Regions from separate parts of the Homo sapiens genome. Here region 1 is linked to region 2. The links are chromatin contacts, found by Hi-C or POLR2A ChIA-PET in ENCODE. All regions are on one chromosome and are shown on one strand. Each heading gives the region's core, a stretch centred on a gene start or an enhancer-like site at or near the end of the contact. The rest is flanking DNA. Distances are from core to core; before and after follow the strand shown. Region 1 overlaps GALNT12 (polypeptide N-acetylgalactosaminyltransferase 12). Region 2 overlaps COL15A1 (collagen type XV alpha 1 chain).

Region 1 (6,145 bases), core at 550-3,049, 130 kb before region 2:
GAACCGGAAGGCGGAGGTTGCAGTCAGCCGAAATCATGCCACTGCACTGTAGCCTGGGAGACAGAGCGAGACTCCGTCTCAAAAAAAAAAAAAAAAAAAGGTGCAATAATAGCAGACTTACTTTACTGAGGATTAGATGCATAGCCAGAAATATTCTTTGGAAACTATAAAGCTCGATAGAGATTAGTTGTTGCTTGTGGTATTATAACCAAGAAAACACCTCTGATAGAGTAGTCTCCCTGGATAGTCACAGTTGATTTGAAACTGAGGGTTACCTCAGACCTGAGGGTGCTGGCCCCACCACACTTGCAGTCAGCTTGCATCAGGACTTGTAAATCGATCATATCCTTTGACTCACTAAAAAGCATGTGAGGGAATAAATCCAAAGAAAATCATTTGAAAGAAAAAAATTCATTGTTTTTTATCTCCCTGGGCAGCTTTCACTCCCAATATACTGCTTATAAATGGGTTTATTCTAAAGATGATTAAAAGCTGGAATATGTTTTCCTGCAGAAAAATGTTGTCACTAGCAATGACATTTGCAGGCTGCCCAGAAAAGCCACACACCATGGTGTTACCTATTGAATACAGGAAAATAAGAAGGAAAAATACTTCTGCACACCCCAGACGTCTCTGATCTTCTTGAATGTCCTCCTCTTCCCATCTTTCTCCCAACCAGAAGCCATTGTAAGCCCTCAAGGAATGGTAGTGGACACTAGAAACAATAAAATCAGTTTGACATATCAAAAATTTTATCTTAAATTTCAGTGACCATTTAAGGAAAAGGAAGTTTGTTCAGGAGGCTGGGAAGAAGGATACTGAATTGGATTTTTTACCTTTCTTCAGGACGCTTAATACTTTGATTCATATGTGAAAAGGATACAGCTTGATTTATTATATTTCATCAGTCATGCCCTAAATATATATATATAAAACAAATATATATTGAACAGAAACATATGTGAATTCTGAAGGAAATGTCCCCACTTATATTCACTAGACCATAATAGAAAGCTTAGTTCTTAGGGCTGGATCTTTTTTTTTTTTTTTTTTTTTTGAGACGGAGCCTTGCTCCACCAAGGCTGGAGTGCAGGGGTGCAATCTCAGCTCACTGCAACCTCTGCCTCCTGGGTTCAAGCGATTCTCCTGTCTCAGTCTCCTGAGTAGCTGGGACTACAGGCGCCCGCCACCACGCCCAGCTAATTTTTTGTATTTTTAGTAGAGATGGAGTTTTGCCATGTTGGCCAGGCTGGTCTTGAGCTCTTTGGCCTCAAGTGATCCACCTGCCTCAGCCTCTCAAAGTGCTGCGATTACAGGCGTGAGCTACTGTGCCCAGCCTTGTATTTTCTTATGTAGGCCTAAAAACCTCTGAAATGTCATTTCTTGGATTCTACAAAACATGAGTTTGGATTTTTTTGAATGAAAAAAGTTCCATTTAGTGAACAGCACATCACAAAGGTTTTTCACTGATGTTGTTATTCACTCTGCCTGTTTGCTGCTCAGCCATGATTAAGTTCGTTGCATACAGCTTATAACAGAGAGGCAGAGGGAAAAGATAAACACCAGGCCTGAGAGAGAGACTTGCTGAGATAATTGAGCAAGGGCTGGCAGAAAGGAGAGAAGCAGGAGGTCATTAAAGAAGACCATCGTCTTTGGGGTTTGGGAATTGGCACAAGGCATATAACCCACTGATTCTCTGATGTGTGACAGGTGAGTAGCTCAGGCCAAGTGACTGGCTTCCTCATCCATCTGGTCTGTGGCTGAGCTGGGACTACAGCCAAGTTTCCACACTCTGTTTAAATACCTAAGAGAAAGAGATCACCCTGCACGGAATGAGTTGACCTAAGAGGAGTGAAAGAGATAAACAAAGGATCTTTGTTCCTGATTTCCCTGAAGGAAGCCAAATGCAATAGGGAGATGTAGGGTATGACACATGCCCAGAGCAGCCAGCAGGTGGCACCATCGGTCCTGTGAGAGGCAAGCGGGACGCAGCCTGTACAAGCCTGGTGCTGTGTCCCCGGGACAGTCCTGAGTTGCTGCGTTACACGGAAGACACTTACCCCTCAATAAATATTTCTGAAATGGTAAAAATCAGACCCTGATCTCTTTAAAACATGTCTTTAGGAAAAAGAGACTTTTCTGATGACTTGCCTGTCATTCTGTTATCTTTTGTAGGATGGATCTTTATTTCACGAACAGTCCAAGAAATGTGTCCAGGCTGCGAGGAAGGAGTCGAGTGACAGTTTCGTTCCACTCTTACGAGACTGCACCAACTCGGATCATCAGAAATGGTTCTTCAAAGAGCGCATGTTATGAAGCCTCGTGTATCAAGGAGCCCATCGAAGGAGACTGTGGAGCCAGGACTCTGCCCAACAAAGACTTAGCTAAGCAGTGACCAGAACCCACCAAAAACTAGGCTGCATTGCTTTGAAGAGGCAATCATTTTGCCATTTGTGAAAGTTGTGTTGGATTTAGTAAAAATGTGAATAAGCTTTGTACTTATTTTGAGAACTTTTTAAATGTTCCAAAATACCCTATTTTCAAAGGGTAATCGTAAGATGTTAACCCTTGGTATTTAGAAAATTAAAACCTTATAATATTTTTCTATCAAGATGTATATTTTACAGTCGTGCCTTTTACTCTCATTAGCAAAAAAGATAAAGATTTTATTTTGGTATTTACAAGAATTCCCAGGTACGAAGATATCTGCATGGGTGGAAATCAGGTTCAAGCAACGTACTTTGCATTAACTGATAATACCTCAGCTGCGGGGTTAAAGTTTTCCCAGTATAGAGAGACTGTCACTAGGAACATTGTATTGATTTATTCAGGTCATTGAGATCTTCTAGATGTATTTTAAAAAGAATGCTTTTTGGTTATGTGTTGCTACCACAGTTAACACTCCATAATGTTCATGTCAGCCAAAGAGGACTAACCAAAGCTGAAATCTCAGAGAACAATTTGCTTTACTAAGCTGAGTCAACTTGAGAGCGAACTTCTAACAATGCCGCACTGTAGTGTGGCTGGTTCTACCACTATGACTTTAAAACATGTTTATATCATTTTTAATTTTTATGATACGGTAGTGTCAGGGAGAAATGTAATGTTCTATATGAAATTCCTTTTTCAAGTTTGTTCATTAATAACAGTTATTAATTTAAATCAGCGTTAGAGTTTGTGCTGCTGCAACTGCTGTGAAAATTTCTCTGAGTAATTCTGATTTGTGAATGATCCCAGACCAACCCTGAGATTTTGTCAACCTGATTAAGTCAATATGAATGATTAAAAAGATGTGAGAACACTGACTGCAGATCTTTTTGTACTGTAAACCAAAAATAAAATTCTAGGGCCGGGTGCGGTGGCTCACGCCTATACTCCTAGCACTTTGGGAGGGCAAGGAGGGCAGATCACTTGAGGTCAGGAGTTCGAGACCAGCCTGGTCAACATGGCGAAACCCCGTCTCTATTAAAAATACAAAAATTAGCTGGACGTGGTGGCATGCGCCTGTAATCCCAGCTACTCCGGAGGCTGAGGCAGAAGAGTCTCCTGAACCCAGGAGGCGGAGGTTGCAGTGAGCCAAGATCGCGCCACTCTACTCCAGCCTGGGCGACAGAGCCAGACTTTGCCTCAAAAAATAAAAAATAAAATTCTGGGGTCCCCCATCTGATTGAATGGACTCCTCTCTTGGCCAAGAAGATCCCAAAAAAACCTGAACCTAGTTCAGAACTGAAAAACTAGTTCAGGCCATGATGAGAAGGGAGCAGTATCCAGACAAGCCTCATTACCCTCTCCTCCCTTTGGAGTTTAAAGACAACTGACTGGCATTCACGTTAAAACAGATCTCTTAAGATGGACCAAACAGACTCTTTGTAGCAACACATACCAAATTCCAACCTGACTGGTATAACATCCTATGACCCTGAAGGAAATCCAAGTATTTTGCCACAAAATATATTTCTTTAACATATTCTGAAATGGCCCTGCAAAGCTGTCTCTTGCGGGGGAAATTTACATTCTGTAGAGAATCTCCTTCCCTAACTAGGTCTTTTCAGGAGAGTCTGACACTTTTTAAGGTCTGATAAGAGACCTTCACATCTATTTTCTCTGAAGCCTGCTACCTGGAGCTTCATCTACATAAGAACCTTGGCTTCCACCCACCATCCCCCCCACCCCACCCCACCCCACCCCACCCCTTACTTAGTTCAGCTGACTTGGACTCTTCAGGCAGAGCTTAACTCTTTCAACCAATTGCCAATCAGGAAATCTTCGCATTCGCGTGTGACCTGGAAGCCCCGCCCCCCGCCCCCTTCTTTAAGATGTCCCGCCTTTCCAGGCCAAACCAAGTTATGTCTGCCTGTAACTTCTGTTTCCCTAAGATGTGTAAAATCAAGCTGTAACCAACCACCTTGGGCACATATTCTCAGGACCTCCTGAGGTTGTGTCACAGGCCATGATCCTTAACCTTGGCAAAATAAACCTCTGAATGGATTGAGACCTGTCTCAGATAGTTTTTGGTTTACAGGACCAATCAGATGGGAGCGATGAAGATACACGTGGAATTGATTAAAAGGTATCAATTTGTGTCTCAGGCTCTTTTTGACATACATTCTCCACTCAGATCCTGTCAAGGACCAGTTTAACATTTACCCAGAAACAACTTGGCTTGGGCTGGCTCGAATCCATCTGATGCAACTTAACTTATCTGTACTTCAGTTTCTTCATTGGAAAAACAGGGATAATTAAACCAAGATATGGGATAGCTGTGAGGATTAAATAACACATAGCAGGTCAGGGCTTAGGCCCTGGTGTTACCAGAAAGGGATCTGGATCTTGGATTACGCACAAGAAAGAATTCAGGGTGAGTCCAAAGAGTAAAGTGAAAGCAAGTTTATTAGAGAAGTAAAGAAACAAGAATGGCTATTCCATTCTTGGGGGTCCAGAGTACCCCCGAGGACTACTGGTGGGCTATTTCTGTAGTTATTTCTTGATTATATGCTAAACAAGGAGTGGATGATTCATGAGTTTTCTGAGAAAGGGGCGAGGACTTCCCAGAACTGAGGGCTCCTTCTCATAGACCATATAGAGTAACTTCTTAGCATTGCCATGGCACTTGTAAACTGTCATGGTGCTGGGGGGAGTGTCTTTAGCAGGTGAATGCATTATAATTAATGTATAATAAGCAGTGAGGACCACCAGAGGTTGCTTTCATCCCATCTTGGTTTTGGTGGGTTTTGGCTGGCTTCTTTACTGCATCCTGTCTTATCAGCGGGTTCTTTGTGACGTGTATCTTCTGCTGACCTTCTATCTCATCCTGTGACTAAGAATGCCTAACCTCCTGGGAATGCAGCCCAGCAGGTCTCAGCCTCATTTTACCCAGCCCCTGTTCAAGATGGAGTTACTGTGGTTTGAACACCCCTGACACTGGCCCACAGTATGGGCTTATTAAATATCAGCTTCTATTTTCAGAAATGTACTTTAATATTTATTCAAAAATAAATATTAAGTAGTTTAGCTTTTTAAAATCTTTATGGGATTAAACAGCTCTTTAGCAGGCAGGAATAGCTTTCGACACAGCTCAGTTCTCATAAATGTGAGGCAGTGTGGGCCAAGCTTCCCTTCCTACCGCTGTGGGAACTTGTGAAAACAGACGCAATGCCCCCCCTCAACCCATGAGTTAGGAAGTCCTACCCTGTCTCCCCTCCCCACCGTTTCTGTCACATCAGTGTGAGCTTGATGAAGGGGTGTTGGGCCCTCCCAGATGCAGGGAGACAGTTCAGGCAGACATAAAATTAATGCTGACAAAATCCATCAAGAGTGCAGGGAGGCTGCAGAGGTTGCATGTCTGGAGAGTCTGCCGAGCATGGCAGCTAATTAGTTTTGCTTGAGAAGTCGCCCCTCTAACTCCTGCATCCGCTTACATTCGGTCATTTTTAGGCTCGAAAACAGTCAATATAAAATAGAAATCATATTTTGGGGGGTGTCAAGGGAAATCTTTACACAGACTGGGAGGGAATTTACAACATCTCGAGAAAACGTTCTCTTCACCGATGGGTGAAGAGCCTGAGAAAAAGCCCATAGGGATGTGAGGGAATTCACACATCTATTCACTGTACCCGAGTGGGTTCCCACCTGCCCCCACCTGCCC
Region 2 (6,098 bases), core at 2,200-4,699:
CCACTGCTTCTTCCTGAGATTGGATATGCTCTTGCACTGCGGCTAACTGCTGCCAGGACTGAGGGGTCCGCGTGTGTGCGCATGCACGTGGGCATGTGTGAAGGGAGCGGTGGTGAGCAGAGCTGGGTCACAGGATAGGGGAGTCACCCCATGCTCTCAGCAGAGCCGGGTCACAGGATGGGGGAGCCACCCCACGCTCTCTCTCTCTGGGCTGCTCTCCTCAGTTCCTTATCCGCTGGGCCTGTTCATCAATTATGTTGCTAATTCTTTCATGGCTAGCAGGTGGTTGTGAGGCTGAACGGAGGTGCTGTACTGACAGCTTGAGAGTGCCCCGCCCTGGTCAGCACCCAACCCAATGAGCGAGGACTCCCAGTGTTTACCAAATGCTCACTACACACCAGGCCCTGTGCGAAGTAGGGTTCTCACTGTGTTGTCCGTTCTCACAATATCTCTGTGAGCCAGGTCCTAGTGCTGCCCCACTTTATAGATTAGGAGGCTACAGAGGGGCGAGGTGATCTGTGGAAAGGCCATGAGTGGCAGACCCAGGACTAAGCATAGGTCTGTCTGATGCCAAAGCCCAGGCAGTTAGCCCTTACCCGTGGCTGTCACTTGAGAGTGGGCATCAGATTGACGCAGGCAAGACCCTGAAAGACTCTGATTCCATAGGCCCAAGCAGGAGGGGCAGACCTCTGACTTTTAAAAGCTCCCAGGGGTGACTCTGATATGTGGCTAGGGCTGCAAACTTCACACCAGCCTACCTTACCTAGTCCCATTTGAATCTTGACTCCAACTGCTTATTAACCTCATGGATTTGGAACAGTAATTTAAGCCTCAGTTTTCTAACCTGCAAATGGGGATAATAATATCATCCATCTCAGAAAGAATCAAGTGTAAGGATGACTGATTTGTGGAAAGCCCTTTGAACAGCACTTGGCATGCAGCAAGCCTGCAGAAAATTTTAGCTGCTGATGCTGTTGTTTCTTGACATTCTGTTCATTCAGAGTCCCCTTTGCCAGGCTCTGTGCTGGTGCTGAGGACCGAGAGATGAGTTGGCATGGTCCATGCCCAGGGCCCATGTCTAAGCATATGAGAGCAAGGTGAACTGGCCACTGGACTGCAGACAGATGAGGGTGTCTGGGAGGAAGGATGGAGGGGGACTGAGGGAACACAGAAGTATGCAGCTGGGCCTGGGAGAGCCACAAGGAAAGCTTGAAAGGCAATGGGCTGTAACAGGCAGAGCCCAGCTTCACATCTTCAGTGCTGGCTGCTGCACCGAGGATTCTGAGTGAGTGACTTCCTGTCTCTGGGGCTTGACTCCCTACTCTGCAAAATGAGAGAATGATCCCTGCGTTGCCTGCCTCCTGGCAGAAGGAACGGGTAAGAGGATGCTTTGGAAACAGAAGAGGATACTGGACAGGTGAGGATTACTTCCTGCTGGGCTAAGTGCTTTTCAGCTGCTGGCCAGGAAAACCAAGCTTCAGCCAGGACCCCAGCTCCAGGCTTCCTCAAATCGTCTTCTCCAGTTTAGGTCAGAGGCTCGAGAAAGCAAGAACGAGAGAACAAGAGAGCAAGAGAGAAAGAGAGAGAGGGAGAGAGAGAGAGAGAGGGAGGAGAGCTTATACAGTAACTTCATTGAACAGGAAAATTCCTATGCTATATATGAAAACCGGAAAAGAGAAGGAGGCGTTCTAAGTTTACATGTAGAAAAATGCTCTTCTGTAATTCAGAAAAATAGGGTCTTTGATTGTGGCCGAGCCAGGTCTACTTTCTAAGTTGATCCAGGATTTTTTCCCTGGCAAGGAAACAGTTCTTTTTTAAGAAATGCATCGGGTGATAGGTTTTTCTAAGAACCTCTCGCACCTTTGCTGGGTGCAGATAAACCCTCAGGCACCGTGGATTGTGTTGTGTTCATTTTCCTCAGAAAGGGAGTCAGGTGGAAACGGGAGCCCCCAGAGACTCCAGCCTGGGTGGGGCTGAGTTTCCACACAGGCAGAGAGCTGTGACATTTTCCTGAGCACAGTGCTCCTTGCCTCTGGCCAGGCCTTGCTGGCTAAAGACAAGGAAGTCTGTGGGGAGGGCTGGGTTTGTCCCGGCCCCTGTTGGAGTCATTCCTTCCAGGCCTGAAGGCTGTGGACTGAAAGAACCGGCAGTTAGGGGCGGTTAGAAAAACTGAAACACTGGCGGGAGACAAGGAGGAGGCAGACGATGAGGCTGTCAGACCTGGCAAGGGCCTTTGGAAAATATTTAGTCCAAGGCTCTAGTTTGACAGATATTGAACCTGAGGCTCAGAGAAGGGAAGGGACTGCTCAAAGTCATATGCCAAGTTGGTGGCAGAGTCCACCTTGCAGGCTGAGGCCCTTTCCACCACCCCATGCAACATCTGAGAGGTCAGGATGTAGAAGTTGAGGCCGACTTGTGTGTGGTCTCAGAGGGGTAGAGAGCTAGGCCCAGCCAGGTGGGTGGGAGTTGCAGGGGCGGTTGCCTCAGTTCAACATGAGAAAGGACTTCCGAAGACTTCGAATTGTGCAGCAATGGTCAGGTGGCCGTGAGTGGAGATGAGCAGGTGGAAGCCAGGTGGCTTTGGATGGGTGAGCATTGTAGGAAGCTCCTCCCCAGGTGGTGAGCTGCACTGTCCCACACAGTCTGCGGTTGCTGAACTCCTGTCCCTCCAGGGAGGTGGGAGAAAGGGAAGTCACATGCCAGATGTGATTTAGACATACCCAGGGTCCTTGGGGGCCACCTCTCTGTAGGGGTGTCCAAAGGGAAGGGAAAGAACCGTCCCAGAAGATGCAAGAACCCCACCCTCCCAACTTGCTGGCAGGACAAGCTGACAAAGGGCAAGGAGGAGGGACACGTGGCTTCTCCGACGGTCTGCCCCCCATGCTGCAGGCGCAGAGGAGGGGGACTGAGCACCTCCTCTTCTCCCCAGGGACTGAGTGCCAAGAAACTCAGGTGAGAGGAGCCCTTCTGGGGTCCCAAGGGCAGTCCCCCCACCTTACCCTACATACCCTCATCCTACTGGTCCAGCCCCAGGCCACAGGCAGTATAGGGTCATCTGGACCCCCTCAGCCCCGGCCCCCCAGTGGGAATACACCCACCCGCTTGCAGGAGTCACCGTGGCCCCGTTTAAGCTGACTGAAGTGTGCCGTCGGTCTTTAGAGGCGTGTGTGGGAATGGTAGAAACCCAGGAGGGGCACCTTCAGCCTTTCCCAGCACTCGGTGCAGAGAAACAGCAGAGGAGGGAAAGGAGGCGTTATGGGTTCTAGGCCTGGCTTGGCCAAACTCACTGCATGGCCTCAGACCTGCTCTCTTGGGTCCCTTAACAGACCTTTCGCTTTGAGTCTGTTGTTGGGATCCCGGTTCACAGCGCAGGTGGAAAGCCTTCCTTGCAGTTGGTGGAAGCGCAGTTCCCGTAGAGACCGCCAGGAGCCGCTGCCGCGCACGGTCCCGGGGCGTCCTCAGCCTCCCTCGCGCCTCCGTCCGGACATATCCGCAGCGCTCCTTCACCTGGAGCGAGGAACGCTCCTTAGCCTCCTCTGGCTTTAAATGCTAACTAGCGCTAGCGCTGGGCTCAGGTCCCAGATGATCGTCTGTGAGAGGGAGCTTTGCAAAGCCAGCTACAGTTCTCTAGGGAGGCAAGGCTCCAAAGCTCAGGCTAGTCCCGGGCACTGCTTCAGGACCCCACAGATGGAAGGACTGATCCAGCCCATCGCACGGAAGGGGAAACCGAGGCCCAGCGGGGTAGGGGAGGTGCCAGATGATGTCCCTGAGCCTGTGGCAGAGAGGAGGAGGAGAGGTGAGAGTTCGCTCCTGTTCTTCATCTCTGGCCAAATCGCTGTCATCTGTGTGGAAGGAAAACCTGAACCCTGCTCTGTTTGTTTCTTCATGGCTGGGATTCTGCCTGGTTTCCATGGAAACTGGCTTTGGACCCTTGGGAGGAAAGTCGCACCCTGCCCTGACTGCTCAGATTTTCCTCTGCCTCCTCTGTCTCTGAAACCGTCTGATTTCTCCTCTCTGCGCCCTGAGGAGGGGCCACCCCAAAACTGCACTTAGGAGTCTGAACTAGATTTGAGGGAGGGAGGCTCAGGTTGTCTCTCCCTGTGTCCGTTCCTTCACAGCATCCCCTTGGCTCTGTGGATGTTTAGAGGAGGGGGGATGACTTTGGCCCTTTTTGCAGAGTGAGAGTGGGGCCCCCGTGTGTTGGGGTGCAGCTGAGCCTGACTGGAAAGATTTAGATGTAAGAAGATGGGGAAGAGTGATGTCACTAGAAGGAATAGCATGAGTGAAGGCAAAGACACGGGGGGAGAATGAGGAGATGAAGCAGAGGGTGTCTCGAGTAGAATTTTGCTTTTATGCTGAAGGCACTGGGGAGCCATTGAAGGCTTTGGAGCTTGTAATAGGAGCAGATGACTACTAATGGTCACCTAGATAGTGAGCTGCTTGAGCACACATGTTCCAGGCTTAGCTCCATGTCTCCAGCACTACACAAGGCACAATGTGGGAGCTTTAGAAATATGATCAAATTCATGAATTGGAAAAGTAAGTTGAAAACCCCCATTGGAAATGAAGCTATCTCTAAGCATTAATGAAGTGAGAGAATAAGACCGGTCAGATGCAGCCCCAGGAAGTGTTTGAAGGCAGTGAAAATACATAGAATAAATCACAGTGGATGTGGCTCTGAGAGTCTATCTGGTCTAACTCTCTGATGGGAAAACTGAGATCAGGGAGGGGGACTAGCTGGCCCAAGGTCACAGACAGAGTCTTGAACCTGAGTCCTTCCTCCCCTCCCTGGGTCTCTCATTGCCCCATGGATTCATGCCTCCCAGATGGGCTCTCTGGGCCAGTGGATCCAGCATCGTGGAGATGGGAGGGAACGTGGACTTTCAGGTGATGGATGGGCATGCAGTGAGGTCACTGTTGGATGTCAGACTGGAGCCCGACCTCAGTGACTCTCACCAGGGCCTCAGACTGTGAGCCTGGCACCTTCAATTCAGGAATGCCTAGGATTTAGTTCAGCCAGCAAACACTTCCTGAGGACCTGCTCAGGGACAGAGCCTGGGTGTGGGGGAGACAGGGAGAAGTGGACGCCAGTTCCTACACTTAAGGAGGTTCCAAGATGGTAGGGTCCAACACCTTAGTCATATAATGCCATATATGCTACATAGAGTCAGGGCCAAGTGCAGGAGCGGGAATGCCCAGACTACCTGGTGGGGGAATCCAAGAAGACTTCATGGAGGAGGTGATGACATTGAAGTTGGGCCCTGAGATGTGTGGAGCAGTTCCTCAAGTGGAGGGAACAGCATACACAAAGGCTCAAGGGTGTAAAATGTAGGACCCATTCAGGATACCTTGAGTTTTCCAGTATGACAATTGCATGGGAAATAGCAGGGTAATAATAATAGGGAAAGAAATGGCAGCTACCATTTATTAAGCACTCTGTGTGCTAAGCAGTGTGCTAAACATTTTAGGTATATTATTTTATTTAAGTCACACAACTGTCCTCTGAGAGAAGTATTATTATCTGGGGATAAGTGTGGGCCGCTTCCAAGAATCCTCAGGCTGCAGAGTTCCATCAGCATGCTCCACGCCAGTCCCCAGTCCCCTCCAAAATGGTGGGATGTCTTCCCACCAGCTGTGATCTCCACCCTCCTCCCTTCTTGCCCAGCACAGAGCCATCCAAGGTCAAGCCCATGGACCCAGTTGCTGGGCCTGTTTGTCTTGGCTCCCTGGCTTCTCCTCCCCTCCCTGGTGGCTGCCTAAACAGGTGGCCCTCCTGCTGGAGGCCAAAGGGAAATGAGCCAGCAGGCCCAGGCGCAGCCGCGAGTGAGCATGGGTCACTCCAGGTCAGGGGTCGTCCCCTACCACGCCATGCCATGGGACAGTGGATGTGGAAGGATGTGGTGGGGGTTGCTGAGAGCAGAGCTGGGCTGCTGGGGCTGACTTGGGCTTGCTCTACATTCATGGCTGGCCTCCCTCTTGGCGGACTCTGTGGAAACAAGGCCTGCGGGCCAGCGCCTATCCATGTGTCCTGTCTTGAATGGCTGAGGTCTAGGGGGATGGAGGGTGGGAGGGTTAGGAAGGGATCTTTTTTGCAGACT

What was found. A loop is a pair of places that touch in the nucleus more often than their neighbours do. ChIA-PET counts read pairs that join two places held with the same protein, here RNA polymerase II (POLR2A). Pooled maps may share reads with other maps.
Region 1: a loop to region 2 is called in a map of CD4-positive, alpha-beta memory T cell, with 15 times the contacts of the local background. The contact joins two enhancer-like sites. A Hi-C loop is called at or near these places in 17 of 168 maps with a recorded cell type or tissue (CD14-positive monocyte, CD4-positive, alpha-beta T cell, CD4-positive, alpha-beta memory T cell and 13 more), 28 of 37 single-sample maps with no recorded cell type and 24 of 50 pooled maps. POLR2A ChIA-PET finds 5 or more read pairs at or near these places in 1 of 52 experiments (K562).

Annotation. Positions count from the first base shown.
Region 1 is chr9:98,846,777-98,852,921 of GRCh38, forward strand. GALNT12 (polypeptide N-acetylgalactosaminyltransferase 12) reads left to right here. Exons shown (of 10, transcript NM_024642.5): 10 at 2,176-3,305. The coding sequence ends at 2,316. Among named protein-coding and RNA genes, the nearest start is that of GALNT12, 42 kb to the left of the region's middle. RefSeq lists an enhancer at 1,871-2,165. Within about 2 kb of position 1,800, at least 5 of the 41 ENCODE cell types and tissues checked have a DNase peak (open chromatin) inside an H3K27ac peak, as active enhancers do.
Region 2 is chr9:98,971,667-98,977,764 of GRCh38, forward strand. All of the region lies in intron 2 of COL15A1 (collagen type XV alpha 1 chain), which reads left to right. Among named protein-coding and RNA genes, the nearest start is that of COL15A1-AS1, 30 kb to the left of the region's middle. RefSeq lists an enhancer at 1-542. Within about 2 kb of position 3,450, at least 13 of the 41 ENCODE cell types and tissues checked have a DNase peak (open chromatin) inside an H3K27ac peak, as active enhancers do.